2 separate regions of the Mus musculus genome follow, and region 2 is linked to region 1. A link is a loop called in an ENCODE intact Hi-C map of the cell type or tissue named here. Cell type or tissue: left cerebral cortex. All regions are shown on one strand.

The links. Peaks named below come from ENCODE experiments on the same cell type or tissue, not always from the same donor. Only the 100,000 strongest peaks of a DNase experiment are listed, where the experiment ranks them.
Region 2: a loop joins it to region 1, with 4 times the contacts of the local background. A loop is called at or near these places in 25 of 42 quality-filtered maps.

What each region holds. Positions count from the first base shown.
Region 1 is chr14:101,778,560-101,786,559 of GRCm38, reverse strand. All of the region lies in intron 1 of Lmo7 (LIM domain only 7), which reads right to left. Among named protein-coding and RNA genes, the nearest start is that of Lmo7, 53 kb to the right of the region's middle. In left cerebral cortex, a CTCF peak has its summit at 4,455; a DNase peak (open chromatin) is centred at 4,441.
Region 2 is chr14:101,928,022-101,936,021 of GRCm38, reverse strand. Lmo7 (LIM domain only 7) reads right to left here. Exons shown (of 31, transcript NM_201529.2): 28 at 6,571-6,846; 29 at 4,742-4,850; 30 at 3,350-3,452; 31 at 1,329-2,126. The coding sequence ends at 2,104. Among named protein-coding and RNA genes, the nearest start is that of Lmo7, 200 kb to the right of the region's middle. In left cerebral cortex, no CTCF peak of the experiment used is centred here; DNase peaks (open chromatin) are centred at 4,654 and 4,860; H3K4me3 peaks cover 897 bases; H3K27ac peaks cover 1,362 bases.

The DNA of each region.
Region 1 (8,000 bases):
GAACACATGGTCCTTAGATGATGTTGTTTTTGGAAGTTGTGGACTGTTTAGGAAATGCAGCCTCCCCAGGAGAAGTGAAGACTTCGAGAGACCTTTGCATTTGTAGCTTTCCCTGCTTCCTGTCTCTGCTTCCAGGTCTACGAAGGTACAAATCAGCAGCCTCAAGCTCCTGCATTGACAGCCTACCACCATGAAGAGAATCCCCTCAGACCATGAGGCAGAATAAATCCCTGCTCCTTTAAGTTGTTCTTCCTTGTCAGAACAAGCAGAAAAGTAACCAATATACCCAAGTTTACAAATAAAGAAAAGTAAGTTACAGAAAACTTACTGACATTGAGACTTGGGTCAGCAAGCTTTGAACATTCAATTTGGTGACCTCTAAGTAGAGAGAGGATCCTCCCTCCTGTGCCTCACGCTCCCCAGTCCCTACCACAGGCTCTATGTCACTCAGCTCCTCCCTGGCTAAGATGCAGCTGACCCGTGCGTGCTCAGCACTCATGGGAAATCCAAGTATTCCTCCTAGGACTACATCCAGGCAAGAAGATAAAGCTTTGGGTTACATGAGGTTGATCTCCAGGGGAAGAGTGTGACTTAGGTTTTGGAGAAAGACACAGCTTTCATTCCAAGGCTCACTTAACTCACATAGCCCACAACTCCCACAGGTGAGAAACAAATCCTAGATCTGCCAGTTGCTCAAGGATTAAAAATCAAGGTCTGGGAAAACACTGGTGTCACGCTGGTGTTCTGGCTTGTTAGGTCAACTTGACATCTGAGAGAAGTCATCTTGAGAGGAGGAGACGCTGACTGAGAAAACGCATCTGGAAGATCAGGCTATAGGGAGACAAGTCTAGGAAGCATTTTATTTTTGAACTAGTGACCAATGGGAGAGAGCCCAGCCCATTATGGGTGGGGACACCCCTGGGATGGTGGTCCTGGGGGTTCTTTAAGAAAGCAGTCTCAGCAAGCCATGGGAGTAAGCCAGTAAGCAGCATTCCTCCATGGCAGCTACATCAGCCTCTGCCTCCAGGTCCTCTCCTCCTTCCATAACTATCCTGACTTTCCTCAGTGATAGGCTTGCCTTGAGCTATGAGCAAAATAAACTCATTCCCCCACAACTTGTTTTTGGTCATTGTGTTTCATCACAGCAATAGTAACCATAACTAAGACACTTTGGTGATACACCCTTGGTAGGTGGGAATAACCCTTTAAACCAGAGCTTGTACCATGGTGGACCTGTTAATTTGAAAGTTTTCCTGGACTAGAATCTAGCTTCCCTGTTAAACTGTCTTCTAAATAAACAAATTGGGGGCTGGTGAGATGGCTCAGTGGGTAAGAGCACCCGACTGCTCTTCCGAAGGTCCGGAGTTCAAATCCCAGCAACCACATGGTAGCTCACAACCATCCGTAATGAGATCTGACTCCCTCTTCTGGAGTGTCTGAAGACAGCTACAGTGTACTTACATATAAATAAAATCTTTTAAAAAAATTATTTTGTCCATTTACTGAAAAATTAATAAAAAATAAACTGAAAAATTCATTTCCCCTTTAAGAGTCTAACCCTGTTTTGAAATGTGTGGGCAAAATGGTATTTTAAGGCTAGGCACCTCTGTGAACTGTGGTTAAGTCTCTGAGTTGTAGCATGTGAATTGGTGAAATGATATTGTATATTCAGCAAATAACATAGCTTTGAGGGGCATGATTCCCCAATCACTAGCCTCTATTAAACCTTGGCATTGTACTACATAATATTCTGGAATGTACCAGAGCTATTTCTGCCAATACTAATATCATCTGATAGCAAAACCAAAGCCAACTCACAAGTCTTCCAAGTCTGTGGTCATCAGAATTGCACAGATCACCAATTCTAAACAGAATACAATGTTTCATGGTGGTCACAAGTCTAAAAATTTTTCCAAAGCCATTGCCCTCTTCAAGACCTTCCTCTAAGAGTGGGTGTAGTAATTACACCTCCCAATGCAAGTTCCTCAGGCACGGGCCCACACAGGGAAAGAAACAGCAAAAATATGAAACAGTCTAAACACTTGAGGTTCTCATTCAGTCATTATGGAGCCAAATGCCAGCTAGGCTACATTCCTTGAGCAAAGAAAAGAAGTAAAATAATTTCTGATGCAGGACAAGTTACACCCCAAGCGCCATAATCCACTTTAATCTTATAGCTCAAGCTAATCGCTCTAAGTGGCTATAGTGATGGAGCCCAAAGATAAACACCAATGGGAAGGACTAAGTGAAACTACAAGAAAGGAAGATTCCCTCCAGTGCTGATAGTAGGCACAAATTTGCTTGGGACACAAAACCAAGACCACATGAGCCCTGTTAGCCACAAGTTAAGGTCTCTGGAGACAGCAAACCCCCAAATGTGTTCCTCTTAAACACGTCTATTTTGCTAGCACCTACTACTTATAAAGATTAAATTTTGTCTCCAAACATAGGTCCATACTCCAATTTAAACTGTTGCAAGTGGATAGAAAGTATTCATGAAAAAGTCTCCCCAAAGCCCTGACTACTGCATGAGTTATTTTTTTCCAGATCAACAAGTTTTTAAGTAGTGGGTATACAAGTCGTAAGTGGATGTGAGCATCCATTATCAGAATATTTCAAGTATAGTTATAATGCTTAATATAATCATGGGTTTTCAAGAGTCAAAAGATGCTGTTGTTTTGTACAGAAATGTCTCACACACATGAACAAGTCTCAACAATGGCCTGCCTAGCTCCCCGTGAATTCCCGTGAGAGTCATCACTGTGGGAAACATTCATTTTTAGAAATGGTGTGGCTACATTACAGTTTCAGGTGAAGAGTCACTACTTAGTCCTATATGGACTTCAAATTGAGAGGTCTACCCTTTGGTGACAATGATACAATTCACTCTTCAGTGTAAGTTTGGCATCGAGAGACGGAGTTCGTATGTCTGTGACATAAACATCCCACTCAACGACTCTTCATGGATGTCTACTCCTAAGGTTGTCTGTGGCACTGATCAACAGTGACACAGTTCTTCAGGAATCTACTTGTCAAGCTCCCAGTAACCAACTCAACAAGGAATTCCAGGAAGCAAGGAGAGAGTTACAATTCTATCCCTACTTTGATCTCAAAGAAAATGAAAACCTTTTTTCCACATGAAATCTCAGACACAAACATTTATATTTATTTAGCCTTGCTCATGTTAAGCAAAAGAAGTGGGTGCCACCTAAAAGCTTATCAATCAATCAATGAATAAATTGACTACAATTAAAACCATATAGTGAAATATTGAAGTGCTGATACACGATACAGCATGGATGATTCTTGGAAATAGGCAGAAGGAAAGAAGCCCGACAAAAAAGGTCATGATGTGTCTCCTTTGCATTGTGGGTAACAATTCCACAGAATTAAGATCTCTGCAGTCCATTTATTATCTTTTCCATAACTTCCTTTGTTAGTTTTCAACACACGAGATCTAAAACATACCTAAAAGTATAACAAATGGGGCCCCAGCTCTTGGGTATACAAACTTCCACTAGCTGTCTTCTGTGAGTGAGCCACACTTCCAACTACAGGACTACTAAGAAATCCCTTCCTCAAGCAACTCAGATGCTAAGCTCTTTCCTTTAGACTCTTTCTGAGCCTTAGGAGATCTCAATCACGTTTCCAGTTCACCTCAAAAGTTTAACTTACTAATTTAAAATATCCTTGACCAAGAACTAGTTTTATTTGTACTTACTAGGGTGATTTGTTTAAAAGGTAGAGAATAATTTTTAAACACCATTTTGGAGCTTACTTAAGACATATAATGTACCGTATACTTAACCCATAGACATTGATTAATTGGGTTTCTTCCCCAAATACTGATGGCCTTAGGAATCCTTCTTCAGGAAACCCAGTGACCTCCCTTAGCAACGCTGACGCAGTATGCTGAGAACTATAAGTTCTCTTTGAAAATGGAGAACAGTATCCGGACAGCATTACGTCATAACCAAGAGTGCCTGGTCCTGAGTGATGAACAGCCGTGTGGAGGGATGTTCCTGATGCCCTTTGTCTCCTTGCCTGGTTTGTGAACACCACCTCATAGACTCATGATGCTCCATAGGAAGGACTAACTTGTCAACTCTTAACTGAGTGTAGAGACTCACTGTCTGCAGAGTTAGTGAAACACAGCCAAGTTTGTAGGCCTTTCTCTGGAAGATTCTGATTCAAATGTCTTGGGCTGGCCTAGAAGTTCTCCTCTGACTCTGTGTGTCACTGAGATATGACTACAAGACAAACTGTTTGGATGGGAAGGACTTAGGACCTGCCAAGAAGCCTGGATTCCTCTGGTATGTGTTTGATTTTAAACAGGTACTTCGGGCTTCCTTATGAGAGAACAAATTTGCACCAAACTGTCACCTCCACAGTACTCTTCCTTAGAGGACAAACGAAACAAAGCCTGAAATCCGTCTCTGTTCTTTGCTGCCACTGTCTGGTATGTTCTCAGTACTGCAGGAGTCTAAATATTAATGACTGGATCCAGGCACATTACTAAAAAGAATTTCAACAAAACAGCTCATTGTGAGGTTTAAAACACAACATAAGGTTGTATTTGGTGAAAGTGAGAAATATTTTTATAATACTGCAAAACTGTAGCCTTTACTAAGTATACGAAGGCTTCTAGAGTGTTCCCACAGGAGCATTGTTGGTTCACTCGGATAGATTTTGACACTTTGTACGTAAAAGTTTGTATATTAAAGTAGAGAATCAGTTTACTTGTAGATCTATGACCCTCCGTAGTTCTAAGAGAAGCCTGACAGATAGCTCAATGCCACAACACTAGCCAAGTATAGGTGTAGGCCTGGCTTCAATCCTCAAGACTACAAATGTATATGCATTTTTACAGAAAGAAACCCTGACTTAAGAAGTGTTCAGACGCCAAACTTAAGACTTCTGAGAGTCTTCTCAGTCCTCTTGACAATTTCCCTCCCCCAACAGGAGACTTTCCTGGGGCTCACGGACACAGAGATCTGCTTCCCCGGCCTAGCATTACCATGTGGCAGGCAGTTCAGATCCTCGCTTGACTATGCATCCGAACTGGGCGGGCCTGTGGCAGGGTGGGACTGGATGGGAAGCGGCAGGGCATGGGTTAATCAGGAAAGCTCTAACAGGGTGATTTGCTTCACCCTGGCCGTAAACCACTCTTTGTGTCAAACTCTGGGGCGGGGTTCGCCTGCCTTACAAATGTTTCTCACAGAGGCAAATGGTGTTAGTCATCTAGCTCTGGCCTGTCCTTGGATCCTTCTGCCTCAACTTTACTCTCCCAGCTGAGTATGTCATCTAGAAGAATCTTGCCTCACTCCTCGTCTCCAACCCGATTGGGTGAACAGTCCTCAGAGAGCCATGCACACCTCACTTTCTGTTGAAATCCTAGGATTTACATTTTCTGCATTGCTTAAACTCAAGCCTCAGAGGCTCTGCCCTTCCTCGCTGCTCCGCGGCCACATGCCCCACCCACTCAGGTTCTGCACCTGGCACAGATATGAACACAGGCTCCTCCAATCGATGGATGGATGGATGGATGGATGGATGGATGGATGGATGGATGGATGAATGGATGGATGGAAGGGTGGAAGCATGGCTCGGCCTTAATCTTTTGTCTCTTGAATACTTTTCAAAACTCTACTTTGTACTCCTTAAAAATAGCCATCTTGCTTTGGCTTTCCCAAAGTCACATCGACCCATAAACTCTGACCTTCCTAAAGGCTCAGTGCTTTCCTTAGTCCATTTCCACAGTTCAAACGGCCTCTCTCCACGGCCTCCACAAAGACCAATGTTCCTGAGTCAACCCTTTCCTCCCAGCACCTTCTGAGACTCTGAGTTACTAAGCCAGCAACCCGGGAATTACAATAGCTTTAATTCATCATTCTTAAGGCCACTCTTTTCTGTCCTAGACCAAAAGTTTACTGAAGTCAGGAATCACCATGAGGTGTCAGGTGATCTTCACGCACCACAGTACATGTGCAACAAGTGATTGTGATTCATTTTTAAATCTTTTAAGTCCTTAAAAATTTGAATTTGGCTCAGGCAAAAGAGAGACGGAGACAAGGGAAAACCTGGCAATAGTCAGAGAGAGAGCAAAGACCTACAGCAATGTTCACTAAAGTTTCCCTCCTCCTCAGAAAAGTGACAATTCTCCTACACCCAGGAACAGAGAACAGAGGCAAAGAACGAAAAAGCTGAAGAGGCTGAAGAGCAGCGAAGACAGGAGGGTTGCAGGAGCACATGAAATAATCATCAGGCCGCCCCGAGCGGAGCAGATGGCAGCCACAGACAATGGAGCCCAGCGCAGGCAATATGAAAGTTTGATGAATTTCCTAATAGCGGCATGATGAAAGCCCGGAGTCCAGAAATAGCCTAAAAATAGAACAAATGTCAGGGCTGCACAAAGCCTCATAGTGCCCTTCATTATTTACTCGCCTGTATTTGTACAATACGGCAAGTCTGAAAAGCTGTGGAGTCAAAACCAGTAAGAGATGAGAACCATAATAGTTTATATAATGAATATGAATATTATGCTGTTGGACCCTAAGGTGCGCTGTACTAATTCCAATACAATAATAATAATAATAATAATAATAATAATAAGGCTAAGCATGCACCTGACCCACCATTATAACTACATTCACTAAATGATCCCGACTGCTCACCACCATGATGAGAAGAACTAAACAAAAACAACCCACTGGCAATCCTCACGATGGGCAGAGAGATTTCTACAAGAATATACACTGCAACCTGTGGACTCTAACTTCTATAAACCAAACAAGATGGTCATCAATGCTCCATCACCATAGTGAAATCCTAGCGATAGATGATTAACGTATAATGAGGGAAGGCTCACTTTGGCTTCCATTTGTAGATGGTCTTGTCCATTACCCATGAGCCCCAGTTGTTTGGGGTGTGCCAAGGCAGAACAAGGAAGGAGCCTATAGTAATGTCAAATTACTCTCCTCACAGTCACGAAGCAAAGAACGTAAAAGAAGGAGTCAGTATGCCAAAATGACTCTCTAAAACATACCTCCAATGACCTCTCCAAACACCAGGACTCTGGTGAGCACATCTTTAACACACGGGCTTCTGAGATCATTCAAGACCTAGTCTAAGCCAAGCATGGTTGCACCTACCTGTAATCCAAGCACTCGGGAAGCTGGGGACAATGACTTCTAAGCTAGCCTTGTTCCCCAAAACAAAACTGAAGATAGAGGTTGAAGGTGAGTGCTACAAAGCAGTGGTTTCTGGACACAAACGATGTGACCACTGCCCTCCCGAACACACTGCAGCTGTGGTTTCCTGCAGGAGACCTGAGCAAGACTGGCCCATCACCATTTCAGCATACATGAAGGAGAGGTGCATGAGGCTCAACCCCTCACTAAGGGTCAGGGGCATTGTTGGAGGGAAGGGTTGGGGGGTGGGGGAGATGCAGGATGAAAGTGCAGAAAACATCACATACACATAATAAAGTGTCAAAAATAATAAATTAAAAAAATGTTTGAATTAATAACCTACAAAGACACAAATAATATCAAAAACACTTGGAGATTTCCCAAAGTGACGTAAGAGGACAAAAAAATCCATCTGAGAATGGTCTCATGAAGACTCCTGGCTTGGGCAAACCACGGCACGGAGCGGAAGGAAGACAGTAGAGAGGAGCTGAGTACTGTGAAGACGAAGCTGTTGAGTCAAGCTAGGGGACAACGCAATCATTTAATGATGGGAAAGACTCTCTAGGATATGACTACAGCCAACTAGAGCACAGAAGAACGTAGCTGAAGTTGAAGCAAAAGTCATGGAATTAGAAGCTTCTAGACTTCATAGGCCCTCTGGAAGTTGGAAAGACTACAGGCAACACAGAAGCCTTGGATTCTCAAAAAGACAAAGAGTATCTGAGTTGGGCGTGGTGACCCAGGCCTTTGATCCCAGCATCTTGGAGGAAGAGGCTGGCGATGTTTGTGAGTTCAAGGCCAGCTTCATCT
Region 2 (8,000 bases), 150 kb before region 1:
CAGTGTGTAATAAAAAAAATACCAATAAAAATTAAATAAAAAGAAACAGAGACTTAGGGGTATAACCTGGGGTAGAATGCTTGAGTAACATGCATGATGAAAAGGACTTCCAGGGAGTTTAGAGGTCAGGTGGGGTGGGGGAGGGGGTGTGGGATGTGGAGCAGTCAGAGGGTGGACAGGGAGGGGCGGGAAACAGAATAGCGAGTGTAAAAACTGAATTACAAATAAAATTAAATAAATTTAAAAAAGACTATGGAAAACTCAGCCAGTGTTAGCTAAGTCGCAGGATAAACACGCGCATGCCGAATGAGTTCAAACACTGGTGCTTTCGTTGGCGTTTGGAGCTGTAGGCTACGTTCCAAATGCTATGGGGAATTTGGCAAAATGTCCTTAATAGGTACATATTACTTTAATAACTGGAAATAAAAAGAATTACTCAGCAACCAAACACTCTGGAACTGATTCTTATTTTCCTCCCGTATTAACGCTTTAGTATGTATTTTAAGCCTCCTCTAACATAGCTCTCGCAGTATTTGCATTTTTACCAAGGAGCCAAGGGTCCTTATATTTTTATTCAAAGCTCACTAACATTTTATATTAGCTATTTTTGATCCATATTTCTTGTCTTAAAGCACTGCTTTTGCTCTAGATATTTTTCCAAACTCCCTAGGAGAAAAAAAAGAATAGATCTTTAAAAGCTGATCCAACAGCCACTTCCATTGCCATAAAAGCACATTCAAAATCATAACATTATCGGAAATAAAATTATTGATTAAGATTAAACTTCTACAGAACCATCGTGGTTGTGGGAATAGTGTAGCAGGAAGTCACACACCAAAACTTGCCAAGTTATACACACTGAATATAAACATATGCAGTTTGTCTTATGTGTCAATTGCTCCTTAGTAAAGATATGTAAGATGTAATAAAGAAGGTGTGCACACTTAAATAGAATTAAAAGGCATGAGAGGGGGCCTTGGGGCAGGGTCGCCAGGAGGATAGCTTGGTGCTCTTCAGGGCCTGAGCTCAGTTTCCAGTGCCATAATGGATGTCTCTCATCCACCAGCTCCAGGTAACCCAACACCCTCCCCTGGCCTCCACAAACACTCACGTGCCTGTGGTACACACACACACATATGACACACACACAGACTCCATACACATACACACCCACATACAGATGCCACACACACACCTGCCACATAATTACCTTCTTACACACACATACACATGCCACACACACAGACACCACACATACATACACACCACATACTTTAGAAACACAAACGCATTAAATAATTAGAAACAATAAAGAGTTTTAAAAAGCATTCCTTAAATGCATCACCAAGTTTATTTACAAAGGCAGCGGAACAGAAGAGCTCACGTGTTTCTGGAGGAAATCACTGGTATACAAGCCATGGATATTTTTCATTACTGAAAGTAAACAGCCCTCTCCTGGCATTTGCTTAGCATCAACAGTCCTTGTAAAGAAAATTGAGTGCCCTCCTCAAACCAATAAAACATTACAGAGAGGCAAAATTATTTTTCAATTGGATTATTTCCGTGTAAAGAAAACCACAAAAGAAGCAAATTTATGAGTGGATTTAAGTGAAATTTTTCATATGGATCCACATTAACTTAGAATACATTATAATAAACAAACACAGTTACACATTTATATTAACTATTTCAAATAATGTTTAAGAACTTAAAAAATTAAAATAAAATACCTTCTTCGAAAAACCACTAGAGAGTCAAACGAGATCATTAATCATATGAGTATGAGAAGGATTTTAAGTTCTTGAGCTTTGTTTAGTTTTCTTTTCCACTTGTGCTTTTAGGATGCTGAATTTAAAAGGTCAATACTGCACTCCTCCCCCCCCCACACACACACACATAATTACCTTCTTATAAATAAACAACAAAAATACAGGTCCTACCAACACCACAGTGTTCCTATGTCATTTAACGAGGCAATGATTATTCCTTTAAAAAAAAAAAAGAGGGGAAAAAACCATCCAGCATTTTTTTTTTTATAGCTCTGCATCAGTGACAAGCGCCTCCTCTTCTATCTGCAACAGCGCTTTCGAATGGGGGTTTACATCACATGGCGGTTGGCCGTCCAGCTGATTAGGCAAAGGAGAGAAGAGAGAAAAGCACTCAGATTCAGAAACGGGAATGTCAGCTCAAGGGAGTTCATAAGCAGTCGTCACTCAGAGTGGCCCAGTGAGGTAGGAAGAGTTACCTGCCGCTTAGTCTTAGGACAAAGGCAGGCAATTGCAGCCTCTGGGGTCTAGAATTCTTTATTTGTAAAACACAGAGTATGAATGAACACAAAAACAAAACCTTCAACTCTCTGTTACTCGTACTGAAGGAGAGAAAAGGCGTGAGCAGTGGTTCCAAAAATCAATTATGTTTGGCTTTGGGTTTAAGAGAGAAAAGTGCACACACAGACACACTGCCAAGACCCCATGCCCAGCCTAGACATTCTCCCACCTTCAGGGTCAGCGTTCCAGGAAGGCCTGGACAACCAGGAAAGAAGTTGCTGACAGATAAAAGAGAGTTGACCGGTTCAAATCATTTTCAAACACTCTGCACATAAAGGACCGCATAAATACCTCTGAGTTCAAAAGCAATAGGTTTGTAGATACCACTTGTGCCACCCTTTCACAACAAGGAAGAAAAACGTTACCAGCATCAAGGTTCAAAACTATATATATACAGCAACAGCTGCTGTCTTCCTTACTGAGGCTATAAACAACACACAACAGAGTTATGCTACCCTACACTATGAGATACTCATAAACACATGCTTAAAAAGAAAGTAACACTTATTTTTTTAATTCAGTAACACTGAAACACCATATAGACAGAATTAAAATTCTCTTTTTCAAAATTTTATATATGAATAATACATGGTTATATAGTAATGCAAGCATTTTCAAAGTTGATTACATTATAAATCACATTAAGGTCTTATCATTAGATATGGAAATAAGTTGATGATGAAGATGAAGCCTTAATCAGGAGGCAGACCAAAGTCTGTTCAGAGGACTTGCCTTAACCCTGTATCCTGTTTTCCATGAGGTATTAGAAGTTTCTCCAGGATCTATGCAAACCAGAGTCAATGTCCCGATTTCTGGATACAAGCCCCTCCAGGTCCCCAACCCCACAACCCTCTCCTGAGTGGCTGGAACTCATTGCACAGCCTCTTTGAAGAGGATCTGAGCCCAGGACCCTATGACAGGGACTCTCAGGAAGAGGAGGTAGCTCAAGGCTCAGGGAAAGACATAGGAACCCGTGGTCTCCTCAAAAGACAAGAAATTTTCTCTCTGATTTGCTCTCTTACATTTGAATCGGAGATAGCAGTCATTGCAGTAGAGTTGGTGGTTTCGGATTCTGACTTCAGCTCCTGAGGAAGAGCCTCCGAGGTCACACCCACAGGAGACACACTGATAGACAAAAAAAAACAAATATATATATATATATATATACAATTAGTTAACTACAAAGAGCCTGGAGCTCTCTCAGAAGATGAGAGACACAGGGGATGATGGGATATACGGAAGTGAGCAAGAGGATTATAGGATGCAGCCTTGAAACTCTTGGGTATACTACATTAAAGCAAAGGGATGGGAGAGGCCAAAAGGCAATTAGTGGATTTAAATCAAGCCTGCTAGATTAGACACTAAGAACTCAGAAAGCAAATTTTGAGAGCCAAGATGATCATTCTAAATCTACTGAGGGTAAAGAAATTTGAAAACAAATTGATGATTGGCTTAAGGAAATTCAGACTTCATTGCTCCAAGGAAATCAATACTAACGAACATGGAAGAACCAGAGAGAAAAACAACCTGGGTTTCTGGCATTCCAGTCTGGAGTGGACCGTTCCCAGTGTCTTGACATCACTGGTTGAGTATTCCATAAGGGGTGCTTTATGTCAAGGTTAGGGGCTTTGGTGTTCTCTGTCTCTCTGTCTCTGTCTCTCTTTTTCTCTCTCCCTCTGTGTGTGTGTGTGTGTGTCTGTGTTGGGTGTGTTCAAACACTGTTCTGACTCAGTCTATTCTACATGGATACAGCACAAATTTATATGCTTAAGCAAGCTGCTAACTTTGGAATTCCAGGATCAAAAATAGGGAGACTTTCTTCTGGCCTAATGAAAGCTCAAAAATGAAACCTGATGTGTGTTTATAGGCCTAGACACTATAAAACAAAGAATTACAGCCTGAACCTTTTACTATATAGGAAAACAAAAAACAAAAATATCAGGAATAGGCAGGCAGGCTATGCAATTGTAAAAATATTTACAGTGGTTTTCCTTCTAGACACTATTAAAAGCTATCGTTTGAGACACTGATAACTGCATGTCTCCATGTTGCTAAAAACACTGGTAAATTAAATTTTAAGTCTACCCATGGCAGCACGCTAGAGAACACACTGTGCACTGTAAATTTTATTTATAGAATTCTAGCATATTGAGCTACAAAAAGCATAGGCCTTCCAGACTAACATATAAAAGAAGATTCCAGGTTGGAAAATTAAGCGGTAGCAAGCAATCTGCAACACCAGCACGGCACAGACGGACAGATAACAGCACCAAGCTTGTTAGTGGCACATCCACAACCCGGGGCGGGGCTCATAGAAGCCATGCGCTCTCCAAGCAAAGTGCGGCAGGCCAGCGGCAGCGGTGGTGGTAGCATCGGCATTGGCAGCGGCGGCAAGCTCTCTGACTCAGGCTCACCTTAAAACAATGTAAATGATAAGAAAGACCCAGGGTCTCGATGATCATGGCGGCTCCTTTGCCCAGAATGTTATTACAGTAGGAGCACACACGCTTCCCACTCACTGACCTAGATGCGGAACAAGAACGGAACGGAGGCTTTCACGTGTGCTGTGCAAGGTTGGCATTTAAAGTCACACTCGGCATCGGCGGCAGCAACAATGGTAACTTAAGAAAGTATCTTGATAGCCGTAGGAGAGAAACCTTCTGCAGCCAACTAAAGCATGCCTTCACTATACCTTGAACTGTCTTGATAGAGGCTCGAGGGGATGCAATTGGTCCATTTGGGATTTTGATGGCATTCCCCCTTTGGTTACATATGGACTCACCAGTATTTCTGCTCTGTTACATCCTCTTGCTAATTAATTCAGTTGGCTGATACACAAAATTCCACTCAGGGCATTCCACCCTCAGGGCCATCTGATTCTCTGTGGTTTGCCTTCTCTGAGTTACTTTTTAGCCCTTCTTATTTCACTTTTCTGGTTAGAAACCTAAACACATTCTTGGCTCCACCTCTGTTGAGAAGGATGTCATTATTGCCTAAGAGCTGCGGATGAGCCAGGGATGGCGGTTCCCGTTTTATTTACACATCTGGGGCTGGTTGCCTAGTGCTTTTAAAGGGATAACCCCTTCATCTTCACCCATCCTTTCCCACCCACTCAGAAGGAAAACAGAACCACAGTCCCACTAAGGAGTGCAGGGGATGCATAGCTATTGAGAGTTGGAGAAGAGAGCAATCTGCTGGACAGAGACCTTCCCTGGGCAGAAAATCCCAAGGCTTGCCCCAAGCCCTCTCCTGTTCTATTCTCACATATGGACCCTCCGTGGGAGAGTCCGTGAATGGTAGTTCCTGTCCTCTGCAAACTCCATCTACACTAAAGCACTGGCCTCCTCACCATTTCTCTTGTAATTCAACACCCTAATATAGTTTGTGGACCTTGGTAACCATACCATTGTCTTGGACTGATAGACGGCATTTTCTTATCTAAGTCTACTACTTAACAGCTTAAAAGTATCCAAATACAAATGGCTTTCTACCCCTAATCATTGTATTTGTGATGGGAACTAGAACTCCTTTGGGATGACTAAAGACGACTGTGAACCTCTGAAAACACAACCCACGCGGACATCAGGGCTTCACCCCATAGCCCAGAGGCAAATGGCCATGCGAGATGCTACCTAACTTTGCCACCTCCCTATATAACACACGAACTACAGGAGCCAAGTGATGAGGCCGGAGCAGAACGCTAGCAGATCGGGTAACAGTCAAAGCAATCCAAGACTCCAAACACAAGATCAAACCTTCAGGATGGTTTTCTTTAAATCCAGTTTGCTGAAACTACCCAGGCTATGCAGCCTTCTTATCATGCTCTTCTTTCACATTCCATTCCAATGAGCTTCTATTCAAGTGCCATTAAAAGTCCAACACACTTCATAATACTGTTCTCGGTCATAAATATGAAAAGCATTCACGAGCTACTGTTTTGTTTGGTGATGCCACATGGTGATCTATCCAGAGAAAGCGGCCATCTGAGACACTGACCAAAAGCACGGGCAACAGAGAGCCTGGCAACGTGCAGACATGTCAAAGATCTCCAGTGCCTTTACCAGACATTTGTAAACACTAGGCAGGCGGCAGACAGAGGCAGGAGAAAGCCTTCTCAACAGCTTTGATACAGGAACACCCAATTCCATGCACTCAAAAGGACTTGCTTTTCTTCTTTACTGGATGATTTTAAAGAAGGAACACCCTTAAAATTAAGACAAAGGGACCACACAAGGGGCCTTACCTATTCCGTAGCTGAGAGCCTGACTGTGACATGGAAGGGGAATGGCTGCGTGGAGAGGGAGACCCTGGGGAGGTCTTCACAGAGCCGGCTGGAGGTGGCACCGCAGAGGATGGGTTCCGCATGTAGGCACGGTTTGATGTAGACAACAGCTGAGGTGGGGGGCGACTGAAGTCCTGGACAGAGGAAGACGCATAGACCCCGGCAGGCTGGCTGTGCCAAGGGGACTGCCTCCAAGAACCCGGCCGCTGGGAATCCAGATTGTCCAGAGACTCCCCTCTGAAACACAGGGCAGGGGTCACAGGAGTGACATGAGTCACGTTACACTGCTGGAACTTGCCTAACAGATGCACCATTGGGGTGAATGTAAGACCTCCTTTATGCATTTTCTAGGCTCAACTAAGCTGGTTCCAGTTATGTATACCCTTAACAATAAATTGTTCTGCACCAGAGGTACTGTAACATCTCATATTTCGGTAACCTTCATTGTAGAGGTCCTTAGACAAAAAGACCAAGTATCAAAGTGGGGAGAAAACTACTTCTTAAAGAAAAGCTAATACTAGCAGTCACTCATCCCTTAAACAGTTACAACATATAAGCCTCAGTCTTTTAAAATCCAATCAGAAAATTTTAAGCACATAAGTATTGAACTATACATTTTCACAGACATATTTAACTTAATCTTCACAACATTATACAAGGATGTTTTTAATCTCATAGGAGTTACATTGTCCAAGCCTGGAGTGTATGGATGAGGCTCTGGCTTCAAACCAAAGTCCCCTGACCCCAGTGCAACCCAGGCCTGCTTCGGACACTCCCATTCGCCACCCCAAGTCCAATGGGTCAGCAACTGTTCAGTGTCTACGTTACAGGAAACAGAAGCCACCCTGCATTCAGGATTTAGATTTTCTACAAAAGCTGAATGATGAATGCTTCTCTAGCTGTTGAGTTTATTAGTGCATTTAAATCTTTCTTCCAGCCAGAAGCTTAAATAATAATTGTTTTGGTCTTTCCTCTTCTCTTCTCTTTCCTTCTTTTCTTTTCTACTTAACATTGTAAGTAATGCAACATTACAATATAAATTCCATAGGGAATAGGTCAAGAAGCAAGCAAGGGTCTTCTGGGGGTGGACAAGGGTTCCTTCTTCCCTTACTTTCTACATTCGCCCTAATCCTCCAAAGCAGCAACCCTTAATTGTGACTCCTTACAGGTTTTTCTCAGATATGCAAGGAAATAATTACACATACATACAAATTTGCATATGTAAGTTACTACAGGCGTCTATAGAAGTCCTCAAAATGGGAACAATATGGTTTTTATTCTTTTACAACCGTAAAAGCCTCATCACGTGATAGCCTGTAAGCCAATGCTTCCCATAGAACCATTCATTTTTTTGTGTGTCTGCTCTCCTGTTCAGTGCCCGCCCACTGACC